Linked DNA regions of Homo sapiens: region 2 is linked to region 1. Evidence: read pairs that join two places in POLR2A ChIA-PET (ENCODE). Cell type or tissue: A673. All regions are shown on one strand. Each heading gives the region's core, and the rest is flanking DNA. Links, peaks and the distances in the headings are about the cores only.

Region 1 (5,371 bases), core at 263-5,262:
AGGCCAGGCGCAGTGGCTCACGCCTGTAATCTCAGCACTTTGGGAGGCTGAGGCGGGCCGAGGTCAGGGGTTTAAGACCAGCCTAACCAGCATGGTGAAACCCCGTCTCTACTAAAAATACAAAAATTAGCCGGGCGGGGTGGCACGTGCCTGTAATCCCAGCTACTCGGGAGGCTGAGGCAGGAGAATGGCTTGAACTTGAGAAGGGGAGGTTGCAGTGAGTGGAGATTGCACCACTGCACTCTAGCCTGGGCAACAGAGCGAGACTCCATCTCAAAAAAAAAAAAAAAAAGAAAGAAAAGAAAAAGAAAAAAAAAGATTCATTCAAAGAGCACAGGAAAAATGGAACTAAAGTGGTGTTTTGGTGGTGGGATAATCAGAGTAGGTAGGGGCAGTGAAGAGAACAGGGCTGTGACCTAGGTGATGAGCATCTATCAGGGTGGTAATGGAAGGAATAGAAAAGAGAATGAAAGGGGGCAGTCAGGAGGAGAGACTGAGTTGCTATCCAAGGCTGAAAAGAAAATCTTGGGTGCAGCTGGGGACACGAAGCAGCTCTGGAAGCCTAACTGCGATGGAGATTCAGATGTAGGAGCCAGATGCGCAGAAGTGTTGCTGGTGCTATAAAAGAGGGCGGAGGCACTGCCAGAGTGGGCAGTGAGAAGACTTCGAAGAGGGTCAAGGGCAGAGCAACAAGGAGAGCCAGTATTTAGGGAGTGGGCGGAGCAACAGGAGCCAGGAGAGAGGAAGGAGAACCTGGCTTCCTGGGGTCACAGGAGCCAAGGGAGGGCAGCTTCAGGAGAGATCAGGGGAGTGCGTGTGGAAGAGCACCATAAGAATGCAGAAGATGCTAAGGCCCTGAGCTGCTGGGTGACCTCCGAGTCAATCCGAGTGATGGGAGGGGCTGTCAGCCTGCAGTGGATGAAGGAGGATGGCAGGGAAGACTCAAGGACCCTTGGTGTTTAAGGGGAGGAGGAGGAGGATGTCAACTTGCAGAAGGAGCTGGAAGGGGACAAGCTGGAAGTCCTAGGACAGAAATAAATGATGAGGTGCAGGTACGGTGGCTCACACCTGTAATCCTAGCACTTTGGGAGGTCCAGGCGGGCAGGTCACCTGGGGTCAGATGTTCGAAACCAGCCTGGCCACATGGCAAAAATCCATCTCTACTAAAAATACAAAAACAAATTAGCCAGGCAAGATAGTGGGTGCCTATAATCCCAGCTACTCGGGAGGCTGAGGCAGGAGAATCGCTTGAACCTGAGAGGTGAAGGTTGCAATGAGCCAAGATTGTGCCACTGCACTCCAGCCTGGGCAACAGAGCGAGACTCTGTCTCAAAATGAATGAATGAATGAATGAATGAATGAATGATGAGCAAGTTTCTGATGTAGGGGTGGTTTGGACAGGACCCGTTCTCCCTGGGGACCAGTAGGAAGGAGAAGGGCGTGGAGATAGTAGCAGCGTGGGGTGACAGTGGAGGCGATTCCCCGGCAGGCTCTATCTGGGCATTCCAGGACAGTGGGAAGTGGGCCGCGGCTTTGTGTTTGAGGAAAGCCTGAGGGGAATAGAAGGGGCTGCAGTGCCTGGTGGGAGATGTGGTAGGGAGTCAGGTGGAGTGGGTGTGGGGGCCAGCTGCCCAGGCAGAGAGGAGAGGGCACTTGTATTTACTTGTTCCCGGTTTCCCTCCATTGTGACTATCCTGAGGCAAGTGAGTATTTCTCCATCGTCTGACACAGGGCCATACCTGCCACACCATCAACTCAAGAAAGCCTTGTAGATGCTGCCCACTGGGACCAAACAAGTGGCTGGGGAAGGCCGGGCAGCTTCCCCTCTCCCATGGTAAACGGGGGCTGGAAAAGGGACAGCTGTCTTGGCCAACTCCTGGAGGAGGCCTTGGTATTTTCTTTTTCTCCCCAAGAGGGTGCACAGGAAGCGAGGAGGAGAAATGGCTTGGAGCCCTGGGGCTTCAGCCAGAAACCGCTGCCTCAGGAGGGTTTCCTCATCCTGGTGTGGCAGATCCCAGCCCACCCAACCCAAGCAGGGGGCTGGAGAGAGTTGTGTGTGTGCACAGCCGGGTTGAGACCACCTCAGTTTTTCTTTTTCTTTTTTTTTTTTTTTTGAGATGAAGTTTCACTCTTGTCGCCCAGGCTGGTGTGCAATGGCGCGATCTCAGCTCACTGCCACCTCCGCCTCCCAGATTCAAGTGATTCTCCTGCCTCAGCCTCCCAAGTAGCTGGGATTACAGGCGCTTGCCACCACGCCAGGCTAATTTTTGTATTTTTAGCAGAGACAGGGTTTCACCATGTTGGCCAGGCTGGTCTCGAACTCCTGACCTCAGCTGATCCACCCACCTTGGCCTCCCAAAGTGCTGGGATTACAGGCATGGGACACCGTGCCCAGCCAGTTTTTCTTAAATCATCCTCTCAGTGTGCTACGTGTGTCCTGGACTGTCTTCTCAACTGGACTGTAAACTCTTCAAGGTCAAAGCTGATTTTGTTTTCCTGTTCTCAGCATCTGTCATAGGCAGGTGTGCTCATCTTTTGTCAAATGAATAAATAACCAAAAAAGACATGCAATGAACTAGTTCCCACGCCCGTGTCCCTGCCGCAACTATGAGGGAAGACACGTGGGGCCTGTGCTACCCAGTTGCCTGAGCCCAGCGCCTCTGGACACCTGGGAGGACATGTGGGGTGCATAGTGTGGGGGGCCCTGGCCTTGGGCAGTCCCTGGGTTGCTATGGCTCCAGGCCTTACCTCTTACTGTCCTTCTCGCAGGCCTTCCTCCACCTTGGGTGCCTCCTGACGCCTGCCCCGGAAGTCTTCATCTGAAAAGGAGAGGGAAGCTGCCTCATCCTCTACCCTGCAGGGCCTCGCTCAGGCACGGCCCCTAGACTGGGCAAGAGAGCTGACCCGACTCTCTCTGCCCCCTTCATTTGGGACCCATGCAGATCCCCCCAGGTAGACGATGCATGGGTCCAGGGAGAGAGGCAGCAGGACACTCAGGTGCTGGCCAGGGTCCACCACTGAGCTCTGAGACCTTGGACAAGTTCTCCCCTCGTCTTTGGGCCTCAAATTTCCTCATCTATAAAATGGGATGGAAAAGCTGGACTATCTAGATGACCTCTGAGGCCCTTCCAGTCCTTGTTTCTGGATGCCTCCTGACCCTCGAATGTGGCATGAGGATCAGGGTTCAGCTGCGGGCCCAGGAGGGTCTGAGGCAGAGTCTTCTGGCCCACGTGGCCTTTGGAAGGGACTGGGTGAAAGTTGAGAAGCCTCTGGGCCCACAGACTGAAGCTGCCCAGTGCTTGGTTCTCAGGCCGAGGGTCCCCCATGGGGGCAGGCCTGTCTGCCACCTCACACCCAAAAGAATATTCCCCAGAAACAGTACCTGGCACTTCATGCTACAGGTACACATCTAGGTGGAAGTAGGGCTAGGGCCCCTTTTCAGGGGTTGCAGAAAGGGGGAAGCAATGTCGACCAAGTCAGGGGGATCCATATCTTTGGGTCACCTGCCCACCAACCCTCAGTGTGTTCCTCCAGGGGACAGGGCGGGTGCTCCCATGAAACACCCAGGAACTCCGCTGGGAGATCACCGATCATAGAGAAGTTGGAGCTTACGACTCCCCTCCAGCCTCACCACACGCGTGGCCCTCCACATCATCCAGGAGGTTGGCTGTTGACGCGGCAGCCCCCAGCCTGCCAGGCCATTCAGGAAAACCGTCCCAGGGATGAGGGGACACTGCCCTAGTCCTCCCAGTCCCACTGACTCTCTGCCCCACCCCTCAAAGCTCTGGAGGTACCTGACACACCCACCTGACCCCCCACACCCTTAGTACTGTCCCCCAGGCTCATTTTCCTGAGGTCAGTGGTATGGCCAGGCCCTGACACTCTCGCCCAGCTTACATCTCTGGGGATGGAGAAACAGCTTCCTCCCTGTTTCCCTCTGGCTGCTGAGCCTCTGCTATCCTAGGCCCTGTTTGAGAAGCATGAATAGGAGTTCTGATAAAAAGGTGGAAAGCCGTATTTCTACTCGAGGAAGGGAGGGCCAACATGCTTGGAGTGAGGAGGACTCGTGCACCAGTTCAACTAGAGAAATGAAGGGAAGGTTTGATATTGATGGAAGAACCACTTTTTCTCCCAAGAAGTACATAACCTCAGACCAAAAAAAAAGTTAATAGGACAACTTCTGGGCCTACAGAAGGGAGACAGGAGCTGCTGCCCTGCTCCCTAGGCCTGGTCCCTGGTTGGCAACGAGAGACGGGCAGTGGACTGGTGGCCAAGCTCATGGAGGAGAGGGGAGGAGGAAGGGAAGGCCACAGAGCCGGGTTCCACTCCCAGGGGAGGGCACAGCTGCAGGGAGTCCAACAGGGGTCTTGCTCCATGGCCCTTGGCTTCCACCACCCCCACCAGTGCCAGGCTGGAAAGGATACGACTGATGCTTCAACAAGTGTTTCCTCTTTGACTTCCTCATTTTGGTCTTCTCTGAGAAGGCTCGGGCAAGTTCAAACAGTTTCCTCCGGGTGGCTGGGGGCAGAGAGACCTGTGAGTCATTCTCTCAGCAGCCAGCACACCAGATGGCCTCCTCCCAGGTGTGGGAAAGGCCAGGGGAGGACCAAGGCCCCCCGGAGAGGGAGCAGGGGGCAGGCAAGGGTGGGAGCTGAGGAGGGAGAGATGACAGGAATCGCAGACCCCTGAGGACGCCACCCCAGGAGCAAGAGGCTACATCCTGGGTCAGCCTGCAGGGGCAGCACAGGACACCCTGAGCCAGGCCCAGGGACCGCAGGCGGCTCAAGATCCAAGTATTCCCTCCCCAGCTGCAACACACTGCAACGCATCTTGGCTCGCTTTCCCGCCGCCACCGCCTTCCCGCCCCTCCCCTAGCCACCTCCAAAGTTGGTTCTGGGATTTCCATGACTAATCCGAGATTTTCCTTGAAATGGAGCCTGAAAGGATCGCAGCCTCATTCACACATGGCTGTGGGTCTGTGTGGCGGGGAGGTGAGGGGGAGGGAAGGGGGCATTCAAGGCTGGTAGGACTTTGTGGAAAGAGGTCCCCCACCCCCACAGAGGCTTAGCAAGGGCCTCTCTGTGCAGTCAGCTCCGGCCAAGCCTCCTCGAGCCACAGAGAACGTGAACATGAGGATTGCGGTGAGGGCATGTGTGGCACGTTATTTTTCTGCAGACATCTGGCTCAAGAGGATTTAAAACTTAATTTGTATCTAGACTCAGCTGTAGAGGGAAGTGAGGCAGGAAGGCTGAGGGAGCCAGCCTGCGATGAAAATGTCACTGGTTCACCAAGAGTCAGCTGCATTACATGTGCTGAGGGGCTCCCTCACTCCTGGGAGGCCACAGGGCCTGTCTCAGAAAAGCTGGGGAGG
Region 2 (5,371 bases), core at 89-5,088, 150 kb after region 1:
CCAGCTGATTTAGTAAGCATGGACTTTACCAACTTCATTGTCGGAAGCAACCTAATTTTTAACACTATTACTGTTTATTAAAAGTTCCTTCCTCCAAGAGAAACTTTTTAAATACTTTTGATTCAATCCAATAATCTCAGGAGGAGACTTTTAAAAGTTCATGGAAAATGTGTATTATGAACAAATCATGCATGGATTTCAAAATTTTTTTACACCAAAATAAACTCATACTAACTTGTTATAACATGTATGAACAGGATCTAGTTTGAGGTACTAAAAAGAATAAGACATATGTTTGAAAAGAGCCCCTATCAGAGCAACATGTATTCTGTTAAAATTGAAGCAAGGACAAACATCAAATTTATGATGAACCTTGGGTGAAAAAATGGTGAAATCATTAATTCTTTACCAAAAGTTTATGGGCACAATGCCTCAAAGAAATCAGTATTTTATAATTGGAGAGTTCACTTTAAGAAGGGATGCTGGGCGCGGTGGCTCACGCCTGTAATCCCAGCACTTTGGGAGGCCGAGGCAGGCGGATCACCTGAGGTCGGGAGTTCAAGACCAGCCTGACCAACATGGAGAAACCCCGTCTCTACTAAAAATACAAAATTAGCCAGGCGTGGTGGCACATGCCTGTAATCCCAGCTACTAGGGAGGGTGAGGCAGGAGAATCACTTGAACCTGGGAGGTGGAGGTTGCGGTGAGCTGAGACCGCGCCATTGCACTCCAGCCTGGGCAACAAGAGCAAAACTCCGTCTCAAAAAAAAAAAAAAAAGGGATGAGACACTGTTGAAGAGGAAGCCTGCAGTGGCAGACTACCCACATCAATTTGCAAGGAAAAAATTAATCTTGTCATGCTTGAAGGCAATAATAAATACAGTGGTCCGTTTTCAAGACAAAATGCCTTACATGGGCTTAGGTCAGCAAACTACAGAAGAAACAGAACATACTAGACCCCTACTTGGACAGCTGATGCCTGCTTGTCAGCCTCCCTCTTCCCCCGCACTTCTCTTTCCCCCCTTAGTTGCCTTCACCCAAACCAAAAAAGTTTAGTATAAGATGAAAGTTTACTAGTCTGCAAAATAGCTCATTTTGTCTTCTCTTATCAGCCTGCCCAGCTACTTAGGTCATAAGTTAAATACTTGAATTGCCCCTGACCTAACTAGGATTGCAATGCATTGTGGGCTGCAATAAAATGCAGCAAGACAACCCTAAGAAAACCCTAAAGCCCCTACCCGACAATTAATAGTCAATGTCTGGGAAGATTGTGACCCCATAGTACGCAGCCTGTGAGAAACCAGGGGAGGGACCTGCACACTAGGGGATAAATTGCTTGTTAAAAAACTGTGCTGGGGGCCAGGTGTGGTGGCTCACGCCTGTAATCCCAGCACTTTGGGAGGCTGAGGCAGGCAGATCATGAGGTCAAGAGACCATCCTGGCCAACGTGGTGAAACCCCGTCTCTACTAAAAATACAAAAATTAGCTGGGCATGGTGGCATGCACCTGTAGTCCCAGCTGCTCGGGAGGCTGAGGCAGGAGAATCACTTGAACCTGGGAGGTGGAGGTTGCAGTGAGCTGAGATTGCGCCACTGCACTCCAGCCTGGTTGACAGAACAAGACTCCGTCTCAAAAAAAACAACTATGCTGGGGCCTGGTGTGGTGGCTCACACCTGTAATCCCAGCACCTTGGAAGGCTGAGGCGGGTGGATCACCATATGTCAGGAGTTTGAGACCAGCCTAGCCAACATGGCAAAACTCCATCTCTACTAAAAATACAAAAATTATCTGGGCATGGTGGCAGGTGCCTATAATCCCAGCTACTTGGGAGGCTGAGGCAGGAAAATCACTTGAACCTGGGAGACGGAGGTTGCAGTCAGCCAAGATCGTGCCACTGCACCCCAGCCTGGGTGACAAGAGCAAAACTCCATCTCAAAAAAATAAAATTTAATTTAAAAAAAACTGTGCTGGGTGTGCCTGTCTATCAGACACCCAATCTTGCAAGACTGTCATTAAAAGTCTCACTTTTGCTGTTCTCTGGGTCTCTGAGACAATTCTTTGGGTTTGGATGGGTAAGTTTGTTTCTCACATGCTCTCATAAAAGACGACCAACAATTAATAGCAGAAACCAAAGCCAATACCATAGACATCTCAATTGGTTTGGCTCACACAATTCTAACTGAAAAATTTAAGCTGAGCAAATTTTCCACTCAAAGGTTACTAAAACTGCACACCCAGATCAGCTGCACACAAGAGCAGAGCTTTCCATGGAGATTTTAAACAAGTGCGATCAAGATCCTGAAGCATTTTTTTGAAGAATTGTAACAGGACATGAAACATGGTTTTACCAGTACAATCCTGAAGGCAAAGTATAATCAAAACAATGGATACTAGGAGGTGGAAGTGGTCCAGTCAAAGCAAAAATGGATCAGTCCCAGAGCAAAGATCATGGCACCAGTTTTTTTTGGCTGCTCAAGGCATTTTGCTTGTTGACTTTCTGGAGGGCCAAAGAATGATAATTTGTGCTTATTATGAGAATAAGCAGATATGCTTATTATGAGAAAGCCAAAACTTTAGCAAAAAAAAAAAAAAAAAAAAACTGCCCAGGAAAGCTTCACTGGAGAGTTCCCCACCATGACAATGCTCCTGCTCATTCCTCTCAAGCAAGGGCAATTTTGCAAGAGGTTTAATGGGAAATCATTAGGCATCCACCTGGCAGTCTTTATTTGACTCCTTCTGACATCTTTTTGTTTCTTAATCTTTAAAAATGTTTAAATGGCACCCCTTTTTTTTTTTAATAATAATGTGAAAAAGGGCTGGGCACGGTGGCTCATGCCTGGAATCCCAGCACTTTGGGAGGCCAAGGTGGGCAGATCACCTGAGGTCAGGAGTTCAAGACCAGCCTGGCCAACATGGTGAAACCCCGTCTCTACTAAAAATACGAAAAATTAGCCAGGTATGGTGGCGTGCGCCTGGAATCAGCTACTCGTGGGGGCTGAGACAGGAGAATCACTTGAATCCGGGAGGCAGAGGTTGCAGTGAGCTGAGATTGCACCACTACACTCCAACCTGGGCGACAGAGTGAGACTCCATCTAAAAAAAATAAACAAAATAAATTTTAAAAAATTTAAAAAGTGAAAAAGAGTACATTGACATGGTTAAATTCCCAGGACCTGAAGTTCTTTAGGGATGGACTAAATGGCTGGTATCATTACTTATGAAAGTGTCTTGAGCTTGATGGAGCTTATATGGAGAAATAAAGTTTTTATTTTTATTTTTTAATTCCATTTTTTCCATAAACTTCCTGAAGTTCCCTCATATTAGTGTCAGCACCATACTTTACCCTGGAAATGATTACTTGGGGGGTAGGAGAAGAAAGAAATTCAAAGAGTTAACTGCTGTAAGAGCTGAAATCACGAGACACTTTTTTTTTTTTTTTTGAGACGGAGTCTCGCTCTGTCGCCCAGGCTGGAGTGCAGTGGCGTGATCTTGGCTCACCGCAAGCTCCGCCTCCCGGGTTCACGCCATTCTCCTGCCTCAACCTCCCGAGTAGCTGGGACTACAGGCGCCTGCCACCACGCCCGGCTAATTTTTTGTATTTTTAGTAGAGACGGGGTTTCACTGTGTTAGCCAGGATGGTCTCAATCTCCTGACCTCGTGATCCACCCCCCTCGGCCTCCCAAAGTGCTGGGATTACAGGCATGAGCCACCGCGCCCGGCCACGAGACACAATTTTTCAGTGATTTGCTTACTACTCAAAACTCCACCTGTGGTGATAGTTACATAACTGTGCACATATTTAAAATCATGGCATTGTCTACTTAGAGCAGATGAATTGTATGGTATGTAAATTATAACTCAGTAACTTTTTTTTTCCAAATGACTGGGGGAAGAAATACCTCTGTATCTCCACAGTTAGAAAAATCTCTCTCCAGTACCAATCCTCCAAAGGTATTATTGGGAGTGGGGGAAGTCCAAGAGTAATTTGCACTGAAATACGGCTTTCCTAATCTGGAAACTCTGTTTCCAACATTTTTTGTGCCAACCCTACTGTCTTTTGAGCGCATAATTCTTATTTTTACTACTAGGTAAAGAGACACTTAGAAAGGTTGGGATTACCACTCGATTCCACTGTGTACAGGAGTTTACTTCCAGAAACAATTCACTTGCAAGATTCTCTGTTCCCTTGCTCCACTTGATTCAGGGATAAATATTCTCTGAAAAGGAAAGAAACCGTGTATTTTAAATTTTCATTTATATTCGTCTCATCTTCCTTAGTAAGTTATATTGAGGACAGATTTCTGCTGTAACTCCCTTTATTACCAGTATATTATCTGTTAAAATGAATATTATTGACTATTTACTGACTGCTCTTTGAAAAAGTTGGGAAGTTAGGTGAGCAGAATGCTGTTTATATGGAAACTTCATCATGTTGCTGTCAGTGAATAGACACAATGGGTATAAAGATTTTTTTATTTCTTTTCATTTTTTAATTTTTATTATTATTTTTTTAAGACGGAGTCTCTCTCTGTTGCCCAGGCTGGAGTGCAATGGCACAATCTCAGCTCACTGCAACCTCCGCATCCCAGGTTCAAGCAATTCTCCTGCCTCAGCCTCCTGAGTAGCTGAGATTACAGGTGTGTGCCACCTTGTCTGGTTAATTTTTTATTTTTTTAGTAGAGATGGGGTTGGGGGGGGTGGTCTCACCATGTTGGCCAGGCTGGTCTTGAACTCCGGACCTCGTGATCCACCCACCTCAGCCTCCCAAAGTGCTGGGATTACAGGTGTGAGCCACCATGCCCAGCCTGTTTTTTTACTTCACAGTATAATAAAGATGGCCAAGCCAGGCGTGGTGGCTCACGCCTGTAATCCCAGCGCTTTGGGAGGCCAAGGCGAGGCAGATCACAAGGTCAGGAGTTCGAGATCATCCTGGCTGACACAGTGAAACCCTGTCTCTACTAAAATACAAAAAAAACTAGCTGAGCATAGGTGGTGCATGCCTGTAGTCCCAGCTACTCGGGAAGCTGAGGCAGGAGAATGGTGTAAAACCTGGGAGGTGGAGCTTGCAGTGAGCCAAGATCGCGCCACTGCACTCCAGCCTGGGAGACAGAGCAAGAATCCGTCTCAAAAAAAAAAAAAAAAAAAAAAAAAAAAAAAAAAAAAGATGGCCACCTTTTAAGCCCAAATAAGTCATCTAATAATATAGTCTTAGTAATTTTATTTTAGGACTTGCCCACCTCATTCTTTCATTCATTTTGTTTCATCTTTGGCTAATTCTTTCCATCTTTATTGTCCCGTTACTGATAATAATAGAATATGACTTTGGCAGGAAACAGCTCTTAAAATGATCTATTATGGGCTGGGTGCAGTG

Evidence for each region. Peaks named below come from ENCODE experiments on the same cell type or tissue, not always from the same donor. Only the 100,000 strongest peaks of a DNase experiment are listed, where the experiment ranks them.
Region 2: POLR2A ChIA-PET joins it to region 1 with 9 read pairs; 29 of 35 experiments call an interaction of 5 or more read pairs at or near these places.

Annotation. Positions count from the first base shown.
Region 1 is chr17:57,863,726-57,869,096 of GRCh38, forward strand. CUEDC1 (CUE domain containing 1) reads right to left here. Exons shown (of 11, transcript NM_001271875.2): 8 at 4,425-4,518; 9 at 3,632-3,690; 10 at 2,749-2,819. The coding sequence ends at 2,752. Among named protein-coding and RNA genes, the nearest start is that of MRPS23, 16 kb to the left of the region's middle. RefSeq lists enhancers at 4,189-5,371, 4,402-4,491, 4,906-5,371. In A673, for the core only: CTCF peaks have their summits at 4,691 and 4,898; no DNase peak of the experiment used is centred there; H3K27ac peaks cover 1,475 bases.
Region 2 is chr17:58,011,839-58,017,209 of GRCh38, forward strand. No RefSeq gene overlaps it. Among named protein-coding and RNA genes, the nearest start is that of SRSF1, 7.3 kb to the left of the region's middle. In A673, for the core only: no CTCF peak of the experiment used is centred there; no DNase peak of the experiment used is centred there.